Linked DNA regions of Homo sapiens: regions 1 and 2 are each linked to region 3. Evidence: chromatin loops called from intact Hi-C (ENCODE). Cell type or tissue: A673. All regions are shown on one strand. Each heading gives the region's core, and the rest is flanking DNA. Links, peaks and the distances in the headings are about the cores only. Region 1 overlaps CCDC102B (coiled-coil domain containing 102B). Region 2 overlaps CCDC102B (coiled-coil domain containing 102B). Region 3 overlaps DOK6 (docking protein 6).

Region 1 (8,161 bases), core at 2,444-4,943, 560 kb before region 3:
TGGCAGTAGAATAAGCAGGACTTGACCTGCCATTGCTGGCTTTGAAGATAGAGAAGCGAGCACAAGCCAAGGATTTCAGGCAGGCTCTAAGAGCAGAGAAAGGCCTCTGCTTGACAGCCAGCAAAGAAATGGGGAGCGTAATCCTACAAACACAAGGGACTAACTCTGCCACAGCTTGAATGATCAAAGAAGCAAATCTCCTGTAGAGCCTATTAAAATATTGCAATTGTAGCCACGTGAGAGCTATGTCAGGCTTCTGACCTCCAGAATTCCAAGATAATAAATTTGTATTGTTTAAACCATTGTTAGTCATAATTTGTTACAGCAACAACTAACACAACACCACTACTCTTGGGACTTGGATTTGATGCTCTGATAGGGACTGGGTCCGATTTCATTCAGTTTGTCTCATACAACACTTGATTAGTGCTATTATCAACAGAATTCTGATCAGCAGTATGAGGCCAATCAGCAATATTGATCTCAGCCATGCACACCAGAATCCTGCACTCAGCCTATTGAATAAGCCCCCAGAAGAAGTAGTGTGTCTTATTTCAGATAATCATTCATTTTCACTTCTCATCTTATGGCTCATATGCACTGCTCCACCTGAACAGTGTTAATTAAGACAGCAGAAATTGTTGATGACTACATATCTTTCTCCTTGTTGAGCCAAGATGTAGATTATGGGTTGTTAATTGCAACTCATACAAGAATTGCTGATATACGGCTTATGCTGTCTCAGAGGGGACACAGGTTACCCTAGTTTGGAAATTGTTGAACTTGTTTTGGATCAGTATTATGTTGATTTGTTTAGGCCTCAAGAACAGAATCACCACATATTTGCAGATTCAATAGCCATGCATACATAACTGAAGGCCAGTTGGGAGTCAGAAGCAGCACTTGAATTTTTATCAGTTCAAATGAAACAAGGTTGTCCAGTCTGTGCGTTTGTGCATGCACAAGACAAGTCTGCATTCATGAGCTGTGGTTGATGATAAAAGGCCCAGCAGGTCCAGCCATGCCTGCTGCTTGACTCAGGTGGATCTCTCTCCCCATGCCTTCTGAAGCCTCAGGTGTTCCCTCTTTAGTTGTTGCGGTTTCTTCTCTCCCAGGTTGCTACTCTGTTTTTATAAACCCATTCCTCACCTGTACCCAGAGATTTTGTCCAGGTGAGTCCGGTTTCATGGAGCAGGGACACAAATAAGGTTCCCATTGGGGGAAAGGATATTTATTGAGCACCTATTATAAGCCAGCTGCTCATACTTGCTATGTGGGTTTACCTTAACTATAATCTTGGGTATAAATTTTATTATTGATATTTTACAAACATGGAAGTTGCCAGAAAGGCTTAGTGACTTGCTCAAGTCTGACATTACTTAGCCTTCTGATCTCTGTTGCCTTTTTAGATGGCTTGCAATAAAAAAAATTCAATATATTACATTGAATGGGTCAATGTGATTCAAAAGCCCCTGTTTCCTCCTTTATATTATACTGCCTTCTACTCCAAAAAAGGACATGGAGAATCTCTGTTAAATGAAAACATATAAATATAAACATACAGAAACATACACATACAGTTTTTTTTTTACCATTCTGTCCTGTTTTAATAAAAACAGGGAATCATTTAGCAATTTATGTAACTCCCAAGAAAATTTTTCCAGGCACAAATATAGGTACTTAGTGTGTATACAAAAAATGTATATGAAATGTACATTTATTGTACACTACAGAAATCAGGCTATACAAAAATGTATATATGTATTTTTATATATTTGTAATAAAATACCTATGCAAACTATACAGTGTGTATGACACCAACATAATTATTTTACTGAAATCAATTTAATAAATAATATTATTATTTAATACTAAAATAACTGCCACGAATTGAGCACATAGTATGTGCAATGCCTTGTGCTATGTATGGTGTGAATATGACATCATAAAAAGTTAGCTGATAGGTATTTTATCACCCCCATTTTGTAGATGAGACACCTGAAATCCTATGAGAATATGTAACAAGAAGCAAGTATTCAAACACAGGTTCACACTAAAGAGTGAAGAAAAGCATTGTTTGAATATTGCCTTCCTGTGAGCCAGAAATTAAAGAGAGTTAGTGGCGACCTTGGTAACAGAATTGCATTAAGCTTGTTGTCTTTATATCACCTAGAAAACAACATCACACATGAGTAGTCACCAACACAGATCACATTCCATCTGAGACATGGTTAGCCTGCATTTGCAGCTAAGAGGTTCATAATAATGAATATATGGATCCTATGGGAAATGGTTTTAAATTACCAACTATGCAAGGGATCTGTGGCCATCATCAGCAAAACTTGCTGCTTGTCCCACAGCTATTATACTTTCCTGAAATGCCTGTTTCATTCTATGTTTATGGCTGTAAGTAGCATCATTAGCAACCAAGGAACTCTCGTAGGATTAAAGTTTCTGAACTGCCTATGTTACTACAATATGTCTTAAAACTTCTGATGCTGTGGTACAGTCTCTGCGTCTCAGCCCCCTTTTCCCTTCTTCCCCCCCAAAACTTATCAGATCTCTATTTTTAGGTACCCATTGGTTACATTTTCCTTATACACCTAATATGGTTAGGCTTTGTGTCCCCACCCACATCTCATCTTAAATTGTAATCCCCATAATCCCATGTGTCAAGGGAGAAACCAGGTGGAGGTAATTGAATCATGAGGGCAGTTTCCCCCATGCTGCTCTTGTGATAGTGGGTGAGTTCTCACGAGATCTGATGGTTTAATAAGGGGCTTTTCCCCCTACCTCCACCATACTTCTTCCTGCCACCTTGTGAAGACGGTGTCTTGCTTCCTCTCTGCCTTCTGCCATAATTGTAAGTTTCCTGAGGTCTCCCCAGCTATGCTGAACTGTGAGTCAATTAAACCTCTTTCCTTTATAAATTACCCAGTCTCAGGCAGTTCTTTATAACAGTATGAAAATGGACTAATAAACACCCATTTACACCCAGATTTGGTTGGATGTATCAACAAAAGTGCAACATTGAAATCCTCTGGATGCTCAGCTTTTCAGAAGAATTTCTATGTGAGGGGAGATAGGTAGTTCAGGGGACTTATCAATAGGCCTGAACAATTGTTCCCTGACATGGACTCCCACCGTCTGCACACAAGCCCATGCTGGTCCTCACTTCAAGGTTCTTGTTAAGCACTGAAGAAATAAATTATCCTCTTGATCCCTTTGAGATTAGCTGAGTTGTACAAACACTTATGCCAAATGCTTCTCAAATTTTAGTGGGTTACCAGAGTCCCAGGGGGCTAGTTAAAATACTGTTTACCAGTGCCCACCCCCAGATTTGCTGATTGGGCAAGTCTGTGACAGGCCTAAGTATCTGCATCTCTCACAAGTTCCCAGCTGACACTAATGCTGCTGGCCAACAAACCACACCTTAGGGGCTACTGCTATGCACTAAGGCACTCAGAAAGGATGCATGGAAGAACCAATGTTCTCAAAAACGACAGCCCTCCAATTATGCTATGGAAAAGCATTCTACCAGGTCTTCCTATCCTACCACCATCTACAACTTCTCTGACAAAATGTATTACAAAATATATAGAAATATGTATAAAACTATTCTTCGTTAGTTCTCAAACCTAGCTTCATATTAGTATCAGTTGGAGAGATGATTCAGAAATACTCAGTCAGATACCACTCCCCAGAGTCTGATAAATCAATCTGGCTTGCTGTGATGGTATCAGCACCTTTTTTGGTGACTCCTGTTTCCAGGTGATTCAAATATACAGACGGGGCTAGAACCACAGCACACCCAAAAGGGGAGGCCTGAGTCTGTTCATTACTTTTCTCTCCTTGTCATGTCCTCCACTGAGGGGTAGGGGGTGACATCAGATTAGAAAAAGGAAGCACCAAGTCAGCAAATTAGTTTTGCCTTTCCTTTTCTCAGTTTCTATTTATGACATTTTGGCCACAAAGCCTGCTTTGTGGTAGCAACACCTCTTTATTCTTATTTTAGGAGTACCTACTATGGGTCAATGCTTTAAGCTATAACATAAGTTGTTTCATTTTGTACTTATAGGTGGTTACTAATTCAGATGAGCAGTATTAATTTTTTAAAAGTGGAAGATGTTATTTTCAGCCAGTAGATGTTTGGGAAGATATCAGCTGTTTTATAAGGGTACATGCCAATGATGATTCTGCCTGATGAATCATCAAAAAGCCCCCTGATGAACATTCAGTCATTAACACCAATACAATAGACAGTTCTAATAAGCAGTTATTTTGAGGAGTATATTATCAATATATATCTCTGAGACATTTTTTAAAGAAAACAATAAAACAACCTCTTACTTGACACTTTTGTTTTTTATAAACAAATCAAGACAAATATTCTGATCAATATTTATACATTTTGGAGTTTTCTCCACCAGGGATAATAAATTAGCAAAATATTAAAAATTGGAATTAGGATGAAAACAAAGGAAGCCAAGATGGATAGATAATGGCTTTTGCTAACATGCAGTAGGAAAGTTAATGGAATATTTCATGATTCTTTCTTAAATATTTGATGTAATAGTGTAACAATAAATATTTTTCAATATGCAAGAACAAGAAAAGTTTTGCAACTTGAAAGTATTTAGAAATATTTATACATTCTATCTGTAACTAAGATTTAATCAAATATAGTTTAATCAAATATAATCTCAATATTTATAATTTTTTAATGACTACTTCTGCCTTTAAAAAAGCTAAATTGTCTATTATGTTTTTGCAGAAGCATTGATGAATCAGTTTATGAAATAAAATACCTATAATGATTTTTAAAAATCCATTAGAGTTGAAATTTTCTATTATCTTTTTTCATTGACTTAGTATGTACTCTTATAATTTTATAAAAAGGTATTTTATAGGAGGCAGAAGCTAAATGGAATATAATTCTCTTTTAGAAACACCTGCAATAGACATAATTGTTCAATTGACTTGAAGTTAAGGGATGTCTGATTGTTATTTCACGTATATTAAAAGTCATGAATGACAGTGACATTAAGCTATCTCCAAAGTCACTATTGCCATTATATCCACAAATGATTTTTATTATTAAAGTTCATTATGTAATGAATATCTTTGTGTCACTGCCCTTTTTGTAACGTATATTTGTGAAGTTAGAATTCACTTTTGAAATGGTTTTCCTTCCAGGGTGTGTTCACATTTGATTTATGTTCATCATCATTCTTTATGGAATATATTGATTTAATGAAGCACCATATAGATGATTTGTTTCTAAATAAAGATTTACAAATGTTTACCCTAAGCACTAAATGGGAAAATCAGGTATACGTTAATTAGGATAGATAAAAATGTTAGCTGATTAGATTTTTACAAGTCAGATAATATTCTTTAGTCAATATCTTATACAAAGCCTATACGATAAATGAGCCAAAAGTTAGTTTGTTTGAAACTTTGATTGTGAATTCTACCTGGAAATATTTGAGTCTGTGGTAAATGGAGTAAGCATGTGTAACGGAAAGTAGTTATGGTGCAGGAGAAAGACTGTGAGCTTCAGAGTCAGATGTAGATGTAGATGGGCTCCATAATCTGGAAATAATTTTTAACCTCATTAAGTTCCAGAATTTTTTAAATTAAATGTCCTCATAAGAATATTGTAAAAATTGAATAAGATCATGCATATAACACATTCATAATGCTCGACATATGAAAGTCATCTTCAATTAAGCATTTATCCATTTATTCAACAAATATCTTGTGAGCAGCTACAATGCAAGGGCAATCTGGTAGATAGAGGATACCATTTTAATCAGATAAATTTAGTTTCTGTCCCGTAGAGTGTAGACCTAACAGTCAATAGTTTTTACCTCCCCTGTTTTCTGTCTTCATACGCTGTTCTGTTTTATTCATTATATGACATTATATTGGGTAGAAATTTCCCTACCTGGGAAGACGCCAAATAATTCCTAGAAATGACATTGATTGATTTAAATTTCAACAATTATGCATGATATAATATTGATAGTTAATAGCCCATAAGTTAACTAGGCTTTTTTGAAAATCAAATAGTAGCTAATACTTTCCCCACTTCTGGGGATATAATACTAACCAAGACAGAAATTACCCAATGCACTGTGAAGTTCATTGGAGAAGAGGGGTCTTACATATTGCAGATAGTTGAGTGACCAGTATCTAGGGAGAGAAAGGAGGGAGAGCTGCTTGTGTAACTAGGTATAAGTGGTGCTTTTTACAGAGGTAAATGAGATTGGTACACTGAAAGAGCAATGGATTTTTTACAGGGAGTGTTTGTTTTGGTGGAAACATCTATTCAGTCATCTTCAGATGGGTCTGATTTGAAGCACACAAAACGTTTAACTTACAGACACTGGGCAGTTAGATGATAGTCAAGCACTTGAAGTTGGGATTTGGTATGAATTTGGACTCCATCTGTTAGAGGTGTGAACTTGAGCTCCTCTCTTTTCTAAGCCTCATTTTCCTCATTTGTAAAGTGGTGATTATACTGTATTCAAAGGATTAATAGATAAATTAGTGAAAGCTCTTAATCTCAATATTGGCTCACACTAAGAACTCAACACATTTCAGTTATTAAGTTACGGTTTCGAGTACTATACGGATCAGGACATTGGAGACATCGCCTGGATTATCAGCATGGATTTCAGAATCCTAGACCCACAGGTGGCAAACAATCTTATGGGAAGGCAAAAGGCTATTGACAGTGAAGGAAGAACAAATACGAGACTCATCCTTATCCCTAGAAATTACAGTTGATAATTAGAGAGGCAGAGCTGGCAAACGAAGCTGAGGAGGATCATCAAAAGGAAAAGGAGAAAAGCAGAAGAATGGGATAAGGCTTGAAAAACACTGAGTGCAGGAGGAGGACGTGGCTACCTCTGTCAAGCCATGCCAGATGATAAAATGAAGAATAAAAGGCATGCTTTGGATTTATGATACAGGAGTTGATGGTGAGCTTGGTGAGAGCTTGTCAGAGGGGAGGAAATAGGGCGAAGAACCCATACTGGAGTGGAAAGGGAAGAAATGGAAGAAACTATTACAAACTACTCTTTTAAGATATTTGAATGTGATCTTTTCAAAAAACTAGAAATTTAATAATCGTTACGTTAGGTAGTAGGGTAAATTTTTTAATTAACTTGAGCCTTTTTAATGCTTTTAAGTAGAGGAAAACTGCTGCTTTTCTTGGCAGCTGGATTTTAAAGAGGGGGGACAATGGATTATTGTAGGGCAAGAAAGTAGTTGAAATGAGGAGTCGTGGTATCTAACCTCAATGCTAGAAGAAGCAATGGAGAAATTAGGGTGGAAAGCTGGAGAGCATGACAAAGCGGCAGAAAAGGTGTGCCTTTCTGAAGTGGTGATGAGAGGCAATGCAGTCAGTCAGCTGGAGACCAGGAATACGTGCTCAATGAGCTATTGAGGATTTTCATCAAACACATTTCAACTCGTCATAGCTAAAAGTCAGCAGCCATAAGTTATATATTTTTCCCACCTGTAAAGGACACTGAATGGATGTTGAAAGCTCAAGATCCATTTCATTAGATTGGATCAGAAGTCTTAATAATTTGAACAGAAAATGTAGCCTAACAGAGGCCTTTTGTCTCTCCCAAATTCCACACAGCAGGGGTGTTGAAGTCAGTAAAGCCTTAATTTCACCCTTCAGTGTCTCACAAGACTAAGAACCTCAATTTTGATGAAAGGGATGGAGAGATTTTATAAAGTTTTCTACCTGAAATGGAACAATTTTTATCCTTCTGAGTTTTCCACTTTACAAAAGCATTGGTTTTACAACAGGCTGTCTTTGCATTCGTTTTACTGAGGAAAGACAATGGCTTTTATGGCAGCCCCTGCTGCTGGGTTCTCGAAGCTTCAGTTTTCCCCTTAGCAAGGCAAAAACAGGAGGCCTGAGCCTGGTAACCTTAAAAATAGTATAAAATCTAAATTGGAATTTCAGTTTTCTCATTGCTTAAAAATTCCTGGTAGTTAGTGTGTCCAGTCATTTCAGTGACTTAATTTCATTCTAAATTTTCAAACATTAACCATCTCCAGAGCTTCTAAGCATTTCTTGGATAATGAGTTTTTGGTAATTTGGTAACATTTTCTTGGGTCTTACCTTTGATATACC
Region 2 (7,944 bases), core at 1-2,500, 640 kb before region 3:
AAGGGAGGTTAAAAATTGGAATTTCCTCTATAAGAGTAATACTTGAAATCACTTGTCAATAGTGGGCTTGGTCAAATTCAGACTCTATGACATCTTGTTTTTATTTACACATTTGTGTCAGTTTTATATTGGTCATTATTTATTTTCAAAAATCTTATTCTATATATTTAAGATATAAAAATGATGTTTTGATATCCATATTGATAGTTAAATGGTTAATGATGAGCTACATGACACAATTAATACCCATTCTAGGCACATTAGAGGGGATGGTTAAAGATATCCTCTGATAGCACACCATCTATCATAAATGACTTTATCTTATTCTTTCATGAAGCAGCCTGATAATATCAATTTATCTCAGGCATATTGAGGTTCTTTTCATATCGACATTGTAGTTATTTGGGATCAGCCACTTGCCAGGGTACTTTTCTTTTGCATTTTCATCAATAAAATGCCATCATGAACGTTTCCCATTTCGATGATTTATTACCATTTATTATTTGAGTAATATTTTACATGTTATGTGTATTAAAGCATGGTATTACATAAGTGTGTGGGAAAGAATAATGAGTAAAGAAAAGAAAAATAATGGGCAAAATAATGACTATTTTTACATGAGTTAACATTTAGTGGGTGTGTGTGCAATATAAGTATAAGGTATGCACATGTATACGTCTGTGCACAAACATATACATGGATATACGGATCCATAGTATTTCTATGCACAGGAACCTCTCTGGGTATGGCGTTCACAATACATTGATGTATAGTGGAAAAATAGTTCATGACACAAAAACACATTATGTTTAGAATGTGTGTTTATGTGCTCTATAATATAATGGGTTCGAATTTTGACTGAAAAAGCTAATATTTAAGATGCAATTAGTGTAAAATTTAAGTAAAAAAAAGAATGCATTTACTACCTCTTGCCACTAGTGTGCAGCACAGACTTGTTAATCTTCCTCTTAGTTTCATAAACCTTTATTTGAGTAACATTTATGTAGCAAATATACTGAAAAAGTCAAGTTTTTGAGTTGGTTTAAAAAGCAATATGTGTATCTGAAAAGGTTTAATGTTTTATATTCAAATATGACTTTTGGTAGCAAAGTAAGTGAGAGAAAAAATAAAAGTATGACATTATACAGTGTAAGGTGGATCTGATGACCATTCAGAAATATGTATTAATACATATATGATGCTTTTGGTAGATAAAATGCTGATAGGGTTTCAGAACAGGAGAAACCTCAAAATTGTGAAAAATTTGTCTTTTGAGTGCATATTTCAGTTAAATGAACCACAAAGTTGAATAATGAAGGCAGTGAATGTAAAATTTTGTAGACATTGAAAATTTATAAATATAAAGATGAAACATTGTTTGAATTATTTATATGGAAATTTTTTAAAAATATGTCTTTTCATTCCTAACATACATTTCTGATGTTCTTATGTTTTTTTGAATAAATGTGTTATATACATATGTTTAAATTATTTTTATAAAATAAGGTGAAATTTTTAAAAATGTTTAAAAACTAAACAAACAATACTACTTAGAATGAGTTTAATTATTTATATATTCTTTGTTTAATCATTTCTTATAATGGGTTATAACAGACAAGAATTTTAGGCTATATTTAGAAATAGTATTGTAGCACAAGTATAAGAGTAAAATATTCAAAGTCTCCGTACAGTTGATTGACAATCAGAAGGTGTGTCATGATTCATTCTTTAAAATTTCATGTAAATTATTCTTTCTTACTCCCTTTTTCCTCAACAATTCTGATAATGACCTTTGCATTTATCGTAGCTCATCATCTCTATGAATGTTTGAATACAAGTGTAATTTCTGTTGTAGATGCCTAAAATGTTAAAAGCAAATACATGCCTGTCTAAGAACTGCTGATGGAAAGATTAGCAATTGTTAAAGTTGGAAACAGATGTGCTTAATAGACCTAGAATTGTAAAAATGCATTTGAAAGTCTGGTGTGCTTTTAGAGGGAAATCATTCTTCAATTACTGACACATATAGAGAAGAGAAAAGATAAGAATTTAATTGTAAAATCTAAGTGTTTAAAATACAACCAAGACAATGCATAGTAGAGGTAATTATATCCAAAGTGCTGTTTCCATGCTGAATTTAATACTTACTCAGCTTTTCCTTTGCAAGTCTGTCTATATTGATTCAGAATTAAATTATGAATTCTGAGTGTGTGGAAAGGATCATTTATGAAATTTCATGGTCTAGAGGATCAAACATTCATGTAGGTAACATTGATTACTCATAATTCTGGCACCTCATTTTAACAGTCAGTGACTCTGATTCTTTCCATAATGGAAGAGATTCTTTGCCACATGTGAGAATACTTGCTAACATTTAAAAATTAGTCTCAAGGTAAAAAATTTTTAAAAAGTAACTTTTAATTTTCTTTGAACATTGTGAGCATTTGCTTGGAATGTTCTAATATATTTTCTTAATAAGTCATCTTTTTGTGATCATAACAATGTGCCTAGTAGCTTATAATTTATAATATTATTTCATAAATATTTATAAATACTTTCAGAGACACAGGCATTGTTGGGCCCCTTTATGGCTTACATTGAAGCCTTATTTTAAACACCTCAAAATACCTTTCTGATTTGGGAGAAAATAGAAAATTAGAATTACTAGTGGTATGTAGCTAAAATTCTGTACTCACACCTTATCTTTTTAAAACATATGGCATATAGGAGCTATTCTGCGTACATCAAGGCAAGGTCCTTGAAGATAGTTATTAGAAATAGGTGTATGGTGGAATATTAGCGCAGTTCTGAGCTTACTGCTAATTTTGAAACATTGCCTCTTATTGCTATTCCTGTGGCTTAAAAAATTATTCCATAGAAGTGACTATAAATATTAATGTATCTTATCGACTCTGCCTCCAAACTGGATCTCACATCATTCTTTCCATCCTTGCTACTTCCCCGGACAGGGCCACTATCATCTCCTTGCCTTTTCCTTCCAGGTCTATTTACCACCACTGTTGACCTATTAAATTCATTGTACACCACCAAGCAGCATGATATTTCTAAGACATTACATCGGATCGTATTAGCCCATTGTTTGAAACACTTCAGTGAATTATCTGTTACTCAGTGGATAGCTGCCTTCCAAGTAATTCAGCAGTCCAAGGAAGTCCACATTCACCTGCCTAAACCATCACAGGCTGATGGTTCAGTGGATGCCCACTGACAGCACGCTTTCCTACCCTAACTGCTGTAACAAGCAATACCCTAAATTCCAGTAAGTAATACCCAATAGGTGATTACTGTTGACTCACATATAGCCCTACCTGTGTTTGGAGGGCAGCCTTCTCCATCTATCCAGTGACTCTGCTGTCCTTCAGGTTCTCAGAGGTTCACTCAGCTGGACACTAGGCCATCTGATCAGAGATTAGAAAAAAGAGAGAAAGGAGGATTATGTAAGGATAATTTATATGGGCCAGGCTTGGGAGTAGCGTACATTATTTCCACTTATAATTCACAGATGAGTACTCATTTGTATAGCAATACATAATTGCAAGGCATGTTGAGCAATGCATTTAAGCTGTATAACCCAAAAGAAAAAGAAAATTGATTTGGCAAGCATCTAACTAGTTTCTGCAGCAAGAGTCAATATGTTACATCGTATAGCCATACTTACTAATATCATATCTTATTAATAAGTGCATTAATTAAGATATGCTTTCATTAGTGTTGATAAATATATTTTGAGGACTTTGGCTTATATTTAAGGGAAAGTGGGACTTCTAATCCAAATCTCTCATATTGAGAGTTTGGCTTACATCGGGAGAGCTGGGAAGTGGAAGGGTTTTTTTCTCCCCGCCATGGAACTCTTTCACTCTGTCCTATGTCCTTGAGAAAGACTGCAGAATGAGTGTTTCTCAAGATATATATTTCCCAAAGAAATTGGGAGAGAGGAAGGATTAGAGCTACCTGTGATGAGTTTCGTCTTTTAAACTCATCAACCTGCCAATTCCCTCTTCCTTCTAGGTGGTTGAAGGGAAAGATACTTGGAGTCTGAAGAGTGTTACGAGAGCAGCTGACCATCCACAGGGATGGATGTTTTGAGTGGAGAAGGTTTTCTCCTTGTACCATTCATCATGGCCTACATGGTTTCACTTCTGCCACACCTCTTTTGTCCTTTCTTTATCATTTCCCCCTGCCCACGCTTACCTCTAGCTACAGTGGCTTTCATTCATTTAATCAAAGGAACCAAACTTCTTCCTGCTCAATGGCTGGGTCCATGCTGTTTTCCTTGTTGAAAATATCATACACCTCAGACCTCTTTCCCCTCCTACACCAGCCACACCTTTCGATTAACCTCAGTTTATACATCACTTCATTAAAAAAATAGTCTCTGTCCAAAGTATGTTTCCTTTCCTAATTTTTTTCAAAGCAACACGTAATATTTTAAAAGACTTTATCAAACTGTGTGGTTATTTTTATATTTGTTTACTGTTGCCTTCCCCATTGAACTGTCAGCTTCATGAGGATATAGATCATGTCTGCTTATTCACCTCTCCGTACTCAATGATGAATAAATATGCTTAATATTTGTGATTAATATTAAATGAATGAAGCACTGTACTAACACTTCTCTTAATAGCTATAAATGCTTACCTTTCTAAACAGAGGCTATGGTATAGTGTAAGGTGAGTAGTTGACTTCCTGGACTTGTCTTTTATTAGTAAATGAGTCTACTGCCCTCCATCCCTAAGGATTTTAGATTTTCCAGGGTACTGGGATGAAGTCTTATCCATTATGAAAATCTGTTCAGCTTGTTCTTTGCATGACATAAATTAGCTTATCAGGCCAAAGAGTGAGGCAGATAAAACACCATAGTAGAATTCTGCAAATGAATATAAAAATGAAGCATGTGGGATACCACTTTGCTGATATAAGTACCTTCAAGACCTTTTAAACAAACATAATTAAGAATAATATAAGCACTGAATTACATAAGTTGGAATTAATTAAACTACTAGAGGATAATTTATAGGCATTGTCAAGGTACCTCTCAGAACACTGAGATGACTTACTTTAAGACTATTATAAGAATTATGAAATAAATGTAGGCTTTTCAGAATCTACTTGTAGTAACATGAAGAAAAAGAGAGGTTAAGTTAAGCAACATCATTTTAAAATTTAAAACACAATCAAAAGAAAACAGCTCATATTTAATTAGTCTAGACAGTTAATAGTTTGAGGATAATGATAAAAGTAGACTAAAAATATATAAGGAGTGAAGTCTCTAAGTGAGTTACACAGGTAATTACCTCACACAATGGCAATGTTTTACACCGTGGGGAGCATTCATTCTATGAAATATCTTTATTTTATATTTCAGATGATGGGATAGTTTCCAGAGACTAATGTTCATAAATCCAAAGCTTCTGTTTTATTTTTTCTTATCAGAAGTCTTTACAGGGACATTCAATTAAGACAATTCCTTAAAGACCCTCCTCTTATTAAACAGCATTAGTCATTTTACCTAGAAGACCATTCTTCGTGTTGAAAAGGAGATTGGACCAGGTCGCCTGCCTTCTTTTCTTCTCCCGGAAGGTGTGGCCACTTCCCTCTCCCCCACTATGTACAGACATCAAAGGTATTGATTGTATGCACCAATCTTACTGAAAGAGCCACAACTTGACCTAAGTGTTCTTGCTGCAATGCCAGTTTCTTCCCACTCATTTTTTTTCTTCTTTTACTAGGTTTATTATTAGCAGTGAAACAGCTATGTGTGCTTCTAGTTTGTAATTTCAAATTTGAAATGAAACAGTCATCCCTTGGTATCTGTGGGGGATTGTTTCCAGGATCTTCTGCAGATACCAAAATCCACAGATGTTCAAGTCCCTTACATAAAATGGCATAGTGTTTTCATATAGCCTATGCACAGCCTCTCATATACTTACATCACATCTACATTACTTATAATTCCTAATACACCATTTCTAGATTACTTATAATTCCTACACACCATTTCATTCATGTGGAGTCAACATAGCACTTTGGCACCTGGCAAATTCAAATTTTGCTTTTCAGAACTCATAGAATTTTTTTTTCTGAATATTTCTGATATTAGATTGATTGAATCCATGGATGCAAAACTCATGGATATGGAAGTATACACTTTATTTAACTTACTGTTTATATTGATTATTGACTTAAAATATTTTTATATGTATTGTAGAAAAGATATTGTGCTTATAACAATACTTGATATTTGGTTGATTTATTTTTAATTTTGTTTTTGAACGAAACGATTTTTGATTATACAAAGGAGAAGATGTGCAATTCCTCTTCTGTAGAGGTAGGTTCACAGTGAAGCTAAAAAAGTTTGAGTTTCAGGGCCCCTTTCTTACCCAGGCCTCTAACAGGACTATGACAGAAGTCCTAGCAGGATGTAAATATGATCACATGTGTTTTTGTGCAATTTTCGTAAGATAATTGAAACACACTTGTTAATATCTCTGTCTGTTTCCACTCTGACTTTTCACCCAATATTCTTACTTCCTTCTCTGATTGACATGAAGGAAATATTTGTGATCTTGCCAAGTTGAAGTTGAGCTGAGACTACATACAGTTTGTAGATAGTGAAATATATTTTATATTTGTTTCTTATGTATTTGTAGTCAATATGAAAGTTCTCCCATTTCTGAAATGTACTTGATAATGCACCATACATTTAAATGAAAATTACATAAAATATACTTTTTTAAGAATACCTACATTTGTGGGATAGAAACTTCAAAGAGTGAATATTCCAAATAAGAAATAGACCTTTGTGTTAAATTGTGAGCTTACTCAATTTCATTGTCAAAAAATGATCAACTTTTGGAAAAAGTCTGGAAAAAAGACTAAATGCTATCTATGAAAAATGATATTACTATATCGCTCTCATACTAAAAGTTGATTAGAGTATATAAAGCCAAAAAGCTAGGAAAAAGTATTAGTTATTTTTAAATTATTACTAGAACTTTTATTATGTTTTCTAGATTTTTATTATGTTTTCTGTGATTTTTTAATGGTATTTGTGAGCTTTCCAAAATTTGCGAATTGTTTTCTCATTTCAAATATTTACTTTTATTCCGAATTTTTCTTTATCCCCAAATTGTAAAAAAAAAAAAAAAAAAAAAAAAAAAAAATCTGACTCAATGAAACCTTTATATATGGTCCTCTGCATTCCTTTAGGTTAACCCCAAGACTCCATTAGGCGGCCCTCTTCTTTGTAGTGCTGTGACCCAGTGCACACATTGTGCTATAAGCACACACACACTTATAATAAAGTGTGTGTTTGCACTTCAGCACACGTGTGATCATATTTACATTCTGCCAGGACTTCTGTCAAGGTCCTGTTAGAGAACTAGACAAGAGATGTGCCCTGAGACATTTTTAGCTTCACTGTGAACCCACCTGTGCAGAGGAGGAATTGTACTTCTTCCCCTTTGTAGAATCAAAAATGGTTCCGTTCAAAAATGAAAATAAAATCAAACAAATATCAGGTATCTTTATGTTAGCATAATACTTTTTCTTGTTTTTTTTTTTTTTCTTTTTATTTTTGAGACGGAGTTCCGCTCTTGTTGCCCAGGCTGGAGTCCAGTGGCGCGATCTCCGCTCACTTCAACCTCCGTCTCCCGGGTTCAAGTGATTTTCCTGCCTCAGCCTCCCGAGTAGCTGGGATTACAGGTGCCCGCCACCACACCCGACTAATTTTGTATTTTTAGTAGAGAAAGGGATTCTCCATGTTAGTTAGGCTGGTCTGGAACTCCCGACCTCAGGTGACCCGCCTGCCTCGGCCTCCCAAAGGGCAGGGATTACAGGCGTGAGCCACCGTGCCCGGCAGCATAATACCTTTTCTACAATACATATAAAAATCATTTTTAAGTTAACTTAATAATATTAACA
Region 3 (8,161 bases), core at 3,588-6,087:
ATTAATCTATAGAAATGAGGTGTCTAATGTGTCTAAAATATTTCTAAAATATACCTAAAATATTTTAAGATCTTCTGAAATATTTCTGTAGTCTCTTCTGTAATTAATATTCTCTGAATTTACATAAAACTACCTACCCCTAGTGACACATCTAATCTCTTTGAATTAAGATCTATTTGTCAGTTGAACACAAGGATATTGTGTAATCCCTCTGCGTTCTGCTTTTTGAAGGCGTCTTGGTGTAGTGAGAAATGTCTTACACGTGTGGGGAAGGAGATATGGAGATATGACTTTGATGTGACTGAGGTCACAATACAGTGTGACGATTTTAAAATAGGCACAGAATTATAGGCTGAGGGACAATAATCCATGTATGTGATATTGGTTAGGACAGGTTTTACTTTTCGGGCAATGGAGATGGGTGGATGTCCCAAGTCAGAGAACTGTACATGAGAAAGGCTCTGGAGGACCCTGTGAAGAACTCACATACGGTCCTGAGATGACTGGATGGCCAGAGAAGCCCAATATATCTACCTCCAAAGTGAGAGTGAAGGAAAGAGATATTTGCCCTTCTCCCACATTCTATTTAAATTCAGTGCCAGAGGAGTAAAGCTTTGGTAGAGGATTGGGAGACCCAGCCAAAACCAGCACACACCTTCTGCCGTCAGGCACTTGGAAGAGAAGGACAGAAATGGCCAAGCCTTTTCTCGTTCACATCCCTTGAGGTTCATATCTGAGAGTGGAGAGGAGCTGAGATACCAAGTCACATGTGTGATGGGGATTTTTTTTATATTTTTTATTATTATACTTTAAGTTCTAGGGTACCTGTGCATGATGTGCAGGTTTGTTACATATATATACATGTGCCATGTTGGTGTGCTGTACTCATTAACTCATCATTTACATTACATATATCTCCTAATGCTATCCCTACCCCCTACCCCCACCCCACAACAGGCCCCAGTGTGTGATGTTCCCCTTCCTGTGTCCAAGTGTTCTCATTGTTCAATTCCCACCTATGAGTGAGAACATGCGGTGTTTGGTTTTTTGTCCTTGCGATAGTTTCTGTGAATGATGGTTTCCAGCTTCATCCGTGTCCCTACAAAGGACATGAACTCATCCTTTTTTATGGCTGCATAGTATACCATGGTGTATGTGTGCCACATTTTCTTAATCCAGTCTATCATTGTTGGACATTTGGGTTGGTTCCAAGTCTTTGCTATTGTGAATAGTGCCGCAATAAACATACGTGTGCATGTGTCTTTATAGCAGCGTGATTTATAATCCTTTGGGTATATACCCAGTAATGGGATGGCTGGGTCAAATGGCATTTCTAGCTCTAGATCCTTGAGGAATCGCCACACTGTCTTCCACAATGGTTGAACTAGTTTACACTCCCACCAACAGAGTAAAAGTGTTCCTATTTCTCCACATCCTCTCCAGCACCTGTTGTTTCCTGACTTTTTAATGATCACCATTCTAACTGGTGTGAGATGGTATCTCATTGTGGTTTTGATTTGCATTTCTCTGATGGCCAGTGATGATGAGCATCTTTTCATGTGTCTTTTGGCTGCATAAATGTCTTCTTTTGAGAAGTGTCTGTTCATATCCTTTGCCCAATTTTTGATGGGGTTGTTTGTTTTTTTCTTGTAAATTTGTTTGAGTTCATTTTAGATTCTGGGTATTAGCCCTTTGTCAGATGAGTAGATTGCAAAAATTTTCTCCCATTCTGTAGGTTGCCTGTTCACTCTGATGGTAGTTTCTTTTCCTGTGCAGAAGCTCTTTAGTTTAATTAGATCCCATTTGTCAATTTTGGCTTTTGTTGCCATTGCTTTTGGTGTTTTAGACATGAAGTCCTTGCCCATGCCTATGTCCTGAATGGTATTGCACGTGCACTGATGGGGATTTTAAACTGGGCTTGGCACGAGTCTTCCAAATGGAAAATTATCAGAAAACTAGAGAGGGGTTCATCCAAGTGTTATAAATAGAACGGGACTGACAATTTTCTTACAGCATATTTTGGGGAAAGAATTGAAGAAAAATTAACTTCATGTATGTTTGTATCCCATGGAATTTAGAACATTAAGTGTCCTCATGACATTATATGCTGGAAAAACAATTCTGTTCTAGGCTGAAGCTGCCCATTACCAAAGTGAGATTATATAGTAAAATTGGAAATGACAAAACAAATTAATATTTCATGCAGCATAAATATGATCCATTTTAGAGGTTTTAGTTTGTGTATCTTATGTATATCTCTGCTATGCATCCTTATGTATATCTCTGCTAGCTAGGAGCTTCTGTTATAAAAATTATTCTATAAAATAAGAAACTATATGAAAAAGGATGAAATAAAAAAAGTGATATAAGAAATATGAGTTCTGTAATTTAAAAGAACCTCTGCAGTAATTTACTAAATGCTGTTCTTTTAAAAATTATTTATTATTCTTTTTATTTTTTTAACTTTTAAGTTCAAGGGTACAAATGCAGGTTTGCTACACAGGTAAACTTGTGTCATGGGGGTTTGCGGTACACAGATTATTTCATAACCCAGGTATTAAGCCTAGTAGCCATTAGGTATATTTTCTGATACTCTCCCTCCTCCTGCCCTCCACCCTCCGACAGGCCCCAGTGTGTATTGTACTCTATGTGTTCATGTTTTCTCATCATTTAGCTCCCACTTATAAGTGAGAAAATTTACTGTTTTGTTTCCTGTTCCTGTGTTAGTTTGCCAAGGGTAATGGCCTCCAGATCCACCCATATCCCTGCATGAACCTATATCTAGAAAACCCCCATAGTCTCAGCCCAAAAGCTTCTTAAGCTAATAAACTTCAGCAAAGTCTCAGGATACAAAAAATCAATGTGCACAAATTACTAGTATTCCTATACACCAACAACAGTCAAGCTGAGAGCCAAATCAGGAATGAACTCTCATTCACAATTGCCATAAAAGGAGTAATTGCTGTTCTTTAATGATACAGTGATGTTATTAGATGAAAGAGTTTTGAGGCCCCATCTATCTTAGAAGACTCATTCTCTTGACTCTCTTGAAAGCTGTTTCAGCCTCTTTGGAAGGAATGAGCATCTATCTTTCCATAGCATTGGGACAGACTACGAAGTACTCAGTTGTCTGCTGATTTCCTCTCTAGTCTTTGCTTTTCTTGGCTGCTGCTTTCTTCTGATCCCTTGTAACACTAGAGTCCTTGTAACTCCATTCTGCTCAGTGAACTGCAGGTGCCATTCAAAACTCAAGAAAGTGTTCCCTCCAGATTGTGATAGTAAGTTTGCAGGATAGACTTGCTTAATTACAACAGTGCCTTAGCAGGCATGCAGGCTTTCCTCATGCTTGCCTAAACGAAATTTAGAAACGGAAAGGGTTAGAGATGCATTAGTCTTTGCGGTTTTCTCATACTGGTTGTGGCATCTCCGCTGTTAATTGCTTTCCTTTAGTGATTAATATAATTTTTCCATCCATTAATCTATATGCCAAACTGGGTTTGTTCGTTTGAATAACTTAAATATCTACATATTTTTATTTTTTAAATTAGCAAAGATGTTTAACAGTTTAACAATGAATCCTAATGTTTTATTTATCTGTTGTGTCAGAAAGCAAGAAGTTGAGGGATCCTGCTCTTAGTGGATATCATTGTGACCCTAATATATATTGAATTATTGTTCACTTAATTTATAAATCCTAAGTCCTGAGCCTTTCCATAAAAAAAATAATTAAATGTTCAATAGGTCTCTAAAATCCGAGACTGGCTGAAATGTTATTCTTATAAAGCATTTTGATTAACTGGTTTCTATGTAATACGTATATGTCTTTAAAAGACTCAATGCTTTCTTTGCTTTAAGTAACTAAGATACTTATTTTATAGAAGGAATCCAAATAAATGTTTCAGCTTCGTATGCCTGCATAGAGATACTCAGTTGATTTATTTTTGCTGATGGGAACAAAGCCTAAATTTAGAAGCTATCTTTCTTTTATATCACTGTCCTAAAATACTTTCAGACGTTTTCGAGTTTTGTATTTTGTATTTGTTCAATGAATCAAATAACTAATATGGCAAAATCTAGAAGGGTTTTAAGCTTTGTCATCAAGTAATACTGAACCATTGCTCCTAGAGGAAATACAGGGTTGGGTTCTCAGAGCCTCAGGTCACAACATTTTTACCCATGGATCAATACAGAAACTTGTTTTGAGTGTGTTTCTATTGAAAAACATCTTATGTAATACATATTCTTGATTCATTAACATTGAACTCACGGCCAGCAGCACTGTAACTCATGCCTGAGCTAAGCTTATCTCATCATATTTTCTCCTTAAGGTGCACCACAGCCTTCTCCTGCTTAGGAGTCCTGGACAGCACTTCAGCACTGTGCTTAGAAGTTATTTAAATGGTGACATCGCCAACAAAAAGTGCAAAAATGTGGAAATCATGACTAATAAATAGAACTCTGGAAAAGACACTTGTTTATAGTTAAGAGAGCTGGAACAGGAAGGAAGAGCGTCACCTGCTGGGCTTCAGCTGGGAAACTTGTGTGTTGGGTGACTCAGATTTCTCCCTTTCTCTTTCTGAGAAAGTGCAGTGAATATTGATTGGGGGGTTACAAATGCATTGTAACGAGTAGGAGAATTTGCAAATACAGAGTCCACTAATAGTGAGGGTCACTTGTCTCTTCACAGTAGATCGTTTGCACATCCCTTTGGGATTTGGTTTGGGATTTGTGGAATCAACTGTTCAACAGATGATGCAACAGCAATGCTCCTGGATTCCCAGTGGTTCCATGGTGAGCAAGGGCAGCAAGTGAGAGGGCATGCTGAAAGCCTTGCTAGAAATTTGTCGTGATTTTAGATGTGTTGGATCTATTAGTGCTTTCTATATCATATATATGTATTTTTCTTAGAAATATATTTTAATGTGCTTTATGAAGTCTCTTAACAGATAGGAGATTAAAAAAGAAGAAAAGGTCCTTTACCCCAGACCATCAAAGGCATTGCCTCATTCAGTTGGCCATTTCACTCTGTCCCGTGGATGCAGAATAAAGGCAAGAGGGCATAGGATATCCTGCAGTTGAATCCCCTAATTGTTCACTGATCCCAAGTCTGTGCTTGAGAAGTGAAGGCTTAATCCTTTTTTGTGCCATTTTGTTCTAAGATCCTTCAGAGGAGTGAAGGGTAAACATTCAAACATTCAACTCGGTTTGAGAAGAGATGATGTGTTTATGTCTAAGGGATTCTAGAATGCAATACAAATTGGTAGGAAATTTTGAGAGAATGTTTTCTAGGAAGAATTTTAACACAGACATATCCTGTCCATTCTAGTAAGAAGAAAATTTAGTCAAATCATTCTGAATAGAATTTTCTGTCTCATTGCAGACTTCAGACATTTAAGGCTCATATATGTATGTGTGTATATATCCATATATATAGTATACGTATATATGTGTGTGTGTGTGTGTGTGTGTGTATATGTATATCTCCCAGTATCCCCTAAAACTAAGCTTTTTTATTAATATATGTTTCATTTATTGAAATATACCTGATCTTCCTATAAGTATTATTTACTCATTCTCTTTTGGTCTATAAATGCCACTTCTTGGATGAATAACACATATGAAGCAGGGAAAATAGGATATTTCATAGGTAAAAAGGTTTCAGTTCCTTTTTTAATATATAATGTAACATTATTATACTCATTATTATTATAAGTAATAATGTCTACATTCTTCTTTTGCAGAGTATAGACATTTCTTGTTCCTTTATTGATATCTTTAAACATTAGCTTTACTAAGAACATATTTATAATTAAGAGTAAATTAACACATATAAACTGATCAAGCTGTTGAAAAAATTATACATGTTTAGTTTTTGTTTAATCTGAAGGTACTTTAGAAAACGTTAGGAGAAACAGTTTTAAAATTCATGAAAAGTCTTAGTAAGAATGATAATGGGACAATTAAGACAGTAGTGTGGGTTTTTGTTTTCTATTTTTTAGTTTTTCCTATTTCTCCTGTGTGAGGTGATGTTCACAGAAGTTCACTATTTCAACCTAGACAATAAATCTGCCATCCAGAATGGAGATCTAAAATGTATTCTGGAAACTTACATTGTGTACTTTCTCAAACTTGAAATTTAGTGCTTTTGATCAAATTGTAATGCCAGTGGCTGAACCCACATTTTGTTGAAGGTTTTATTTTATTCAAATCTATCAAGTGAAACTTTACACAGAGAAGTCTGGAAATACTAATTTTTCACTCAACAAATGTGGTGGTTATGTCTCTCTGGGCTAGTTTTTTATTCAATGAAGGAATTTTTATTGGTAAATCTTAAACCTACCACAGCATACTTTTCTTTTTAACTAACAATGTTAAGGAAATTTACTTTAAAAATAGCATTGGTTTCATTTTAAAGTTTACATTTCTATGAGTGTTTGCTATGGAAATACCATCTGCGGTTTATATACACCTATTTTCCTGTTTGACATTTTATATTTTTCTTCATCCTTATTTTTCACCCCCTTTCTTTCTTCTTTCTGTTGTATGTTAATGATGATCTACTTTCTGCTCCACTTTAGGGTTGTAAGTTTCCCAACCCTGCCTTTCCTGTCAGGGCCTGTTGGGATAGAAAGAGGGGAAAGGAGGAGAGTGAATGGAAGATGCACCTGTACGGTGTCAGTTGCTGTCTTTATCTCTGATTCAATAATTTCTGTCTACAATTAGCCTTGGCACTGATAGGATATGTGTGTGTGTGTGTGTGTGTGTGTGTGTGTGTGTGTGTGTGTGTCTGTCTGTGTGTGTGTGTGTGTTGGGGGGTATCAGCCCTCACTTTTCAATGTCCTGTTACAGTCTTTCAAATTACCTATTTTTCACCTTTTTCTATTTTATAAATCCAGTGGTCATAAATTAGGGATCAAAGACTGAAAAGGGGCATTTCTAGATTTGAGGAGGTCACTAAGATCACAGGCTTCATTGAGGACAACTGGGGCAAAATCTGCCCCCAGTGTGTGAGGAGCTGGAAGGAATCTGATCTCTGGTTTACTTTTTCCAGGTTTATACTTTGATGTGAGTGGATTATCCTTTTATTATTTTCATTAATATGAGATAACCAAAAGTTCCTTTTTTAAACTTTTAGTGCTGACTTTAGATGTTTACCCCTTTGCTGAGGAATGTTCCATCGATGTTTATAGAAGTTATGCAAGGCAATTTCTGGAGAGAGTCAGGAAAGAGGCCCTGAGAAGCAGGTAACAGGTTATTTCATCAGCTGGAAAGCTTTGGACTCTGGATCTCCAATTCTAGAGCGGGAGATCTTAGCCCCTCCACATTTTGAAGATCTCTGCCCTGCCTGACATCTTTCAGAGTTTCAGGGAGCATCTTGCTTTCGCTTTTGACCTCTGCTTCCCACTCATCTGGGTTACTCCCCAAATGCTTTCACAAAAACTCTTTCTGGTGTAGGCACAGTCTAGGTTCTCTGAGGGTCCCAAACAGCCTTGATGTTCCACTCACATCGAGCCCACATGTCTTAGTCTTCTCAGAACCATGGTAAAATGCCATGGACTGGGCAGCTTAAACAACAGAAATTTCTTTCTCACAGTAATGGGAGGTAGACTGTCCAAGATCAAGGTGCTGGCCAGGTAGGTTTCCTTCTCTAGCCTTGTCCCTTGGCTTGTACATGACCACAATCTCATAGTGTGTTTCTATGACCTCTTCTTGTGCTCAAGGGGAGAGAAAGGGGGTGGGCTGTCTTGTGTCTCTTCTTAGAAGGGCACTAATCCCATAATGAAGGCCCCAACCTCATGACCTCATCTAACCCTAATTGCTTCTTAAAGACCCAGTCTCCAGATACCATTACATTGGGAACTGAGGTTTCAACATATGAAACTGGTCGAGTGGGACACAAACGTTCAGTCTTAACACTGGGTCTCCCTCCCTCTGTTTGGGCTGCTACCCACCATCAATGCTTCCTGCTCCCCACTGGTGCCACCAGCTCATTAGGCCATAGTGCTGCTGCCTCAACGTTCTTGTCATGTGTTTTAGTCCGTTTTAGTACTGCTATGAAGAAATACCCAAGACTGGGTAATTTATAAAGAAAAAGAGGGCCAATGGACTCACAGTTCCACATGGCTGAGGAGGCCTCACAATCATGGGGGGAGGTGAAGGA

Evidence for each region. Hi-C counts contacts between places; a loop is a spot of excess contacts. Peaks named below come from ENCODE experiments on the same cell type or tissue, not always from the same donor. Only the 100,000 strongest peaks of a DNase experiment are listed, where the experiment ranks them.
Region 1: a loop joins it to region 3, with 2.7 times the contacts of the local background. A loop is called at or near these places in 3 of 110 quality-filtered maps.
Region 2: it touches region 3 in a loop (3-fold over the local background); 4 of 110 quality-filtered maps call a loop at or near these places.

What each region holds. Positions count from the first base shown.
Region 1 is chr18:68,921,590-68,929,750 of GRCh38, forward strand. The region is part of intron 6 of CCDC102B (coiled-coil domain containing 102B); the gene reads left to right. Among named protein-coding and RNA genes, the nearest start is that of CCDC102B, 130 kb to the left of the region's middle. In A673, for the core only: a CTCF peak has its summit at 3,876; a DNase peak (open chromatin) is centred at 3,882.
Region 2 is chr18:68,846,519-68,854,462 of GRCh38, forward strand. The region is part of intron 4 of CCDC102B (coiled-coil domain containing 102B); the gene reads left to right. Among named protein-coding and RNA genes, the nearest start is that of CCDC102B, 52 kb to the left of the region's middle. In A673, for the core only: a CTCF peak has its summit at 954; a DNase peak (open chromatin) is centred at 963.
Region 3 is chr18:69,480,436-69,488,596 of GRCh38, forward strand. The region is part of intron 1 of DOK6 (docking protein 6); the gene reads left to right. Among named protein-coding and RNA genes, the nearest start is that of DOK6, 84 kb to the left of the region's middle. In A673, for the core only: a CTCF peak has its summit at 4,541 (motif pointing left); a DNase peak (open chromatin) is centred at 4,506; H3K27ac peaks cover 1,024 bases.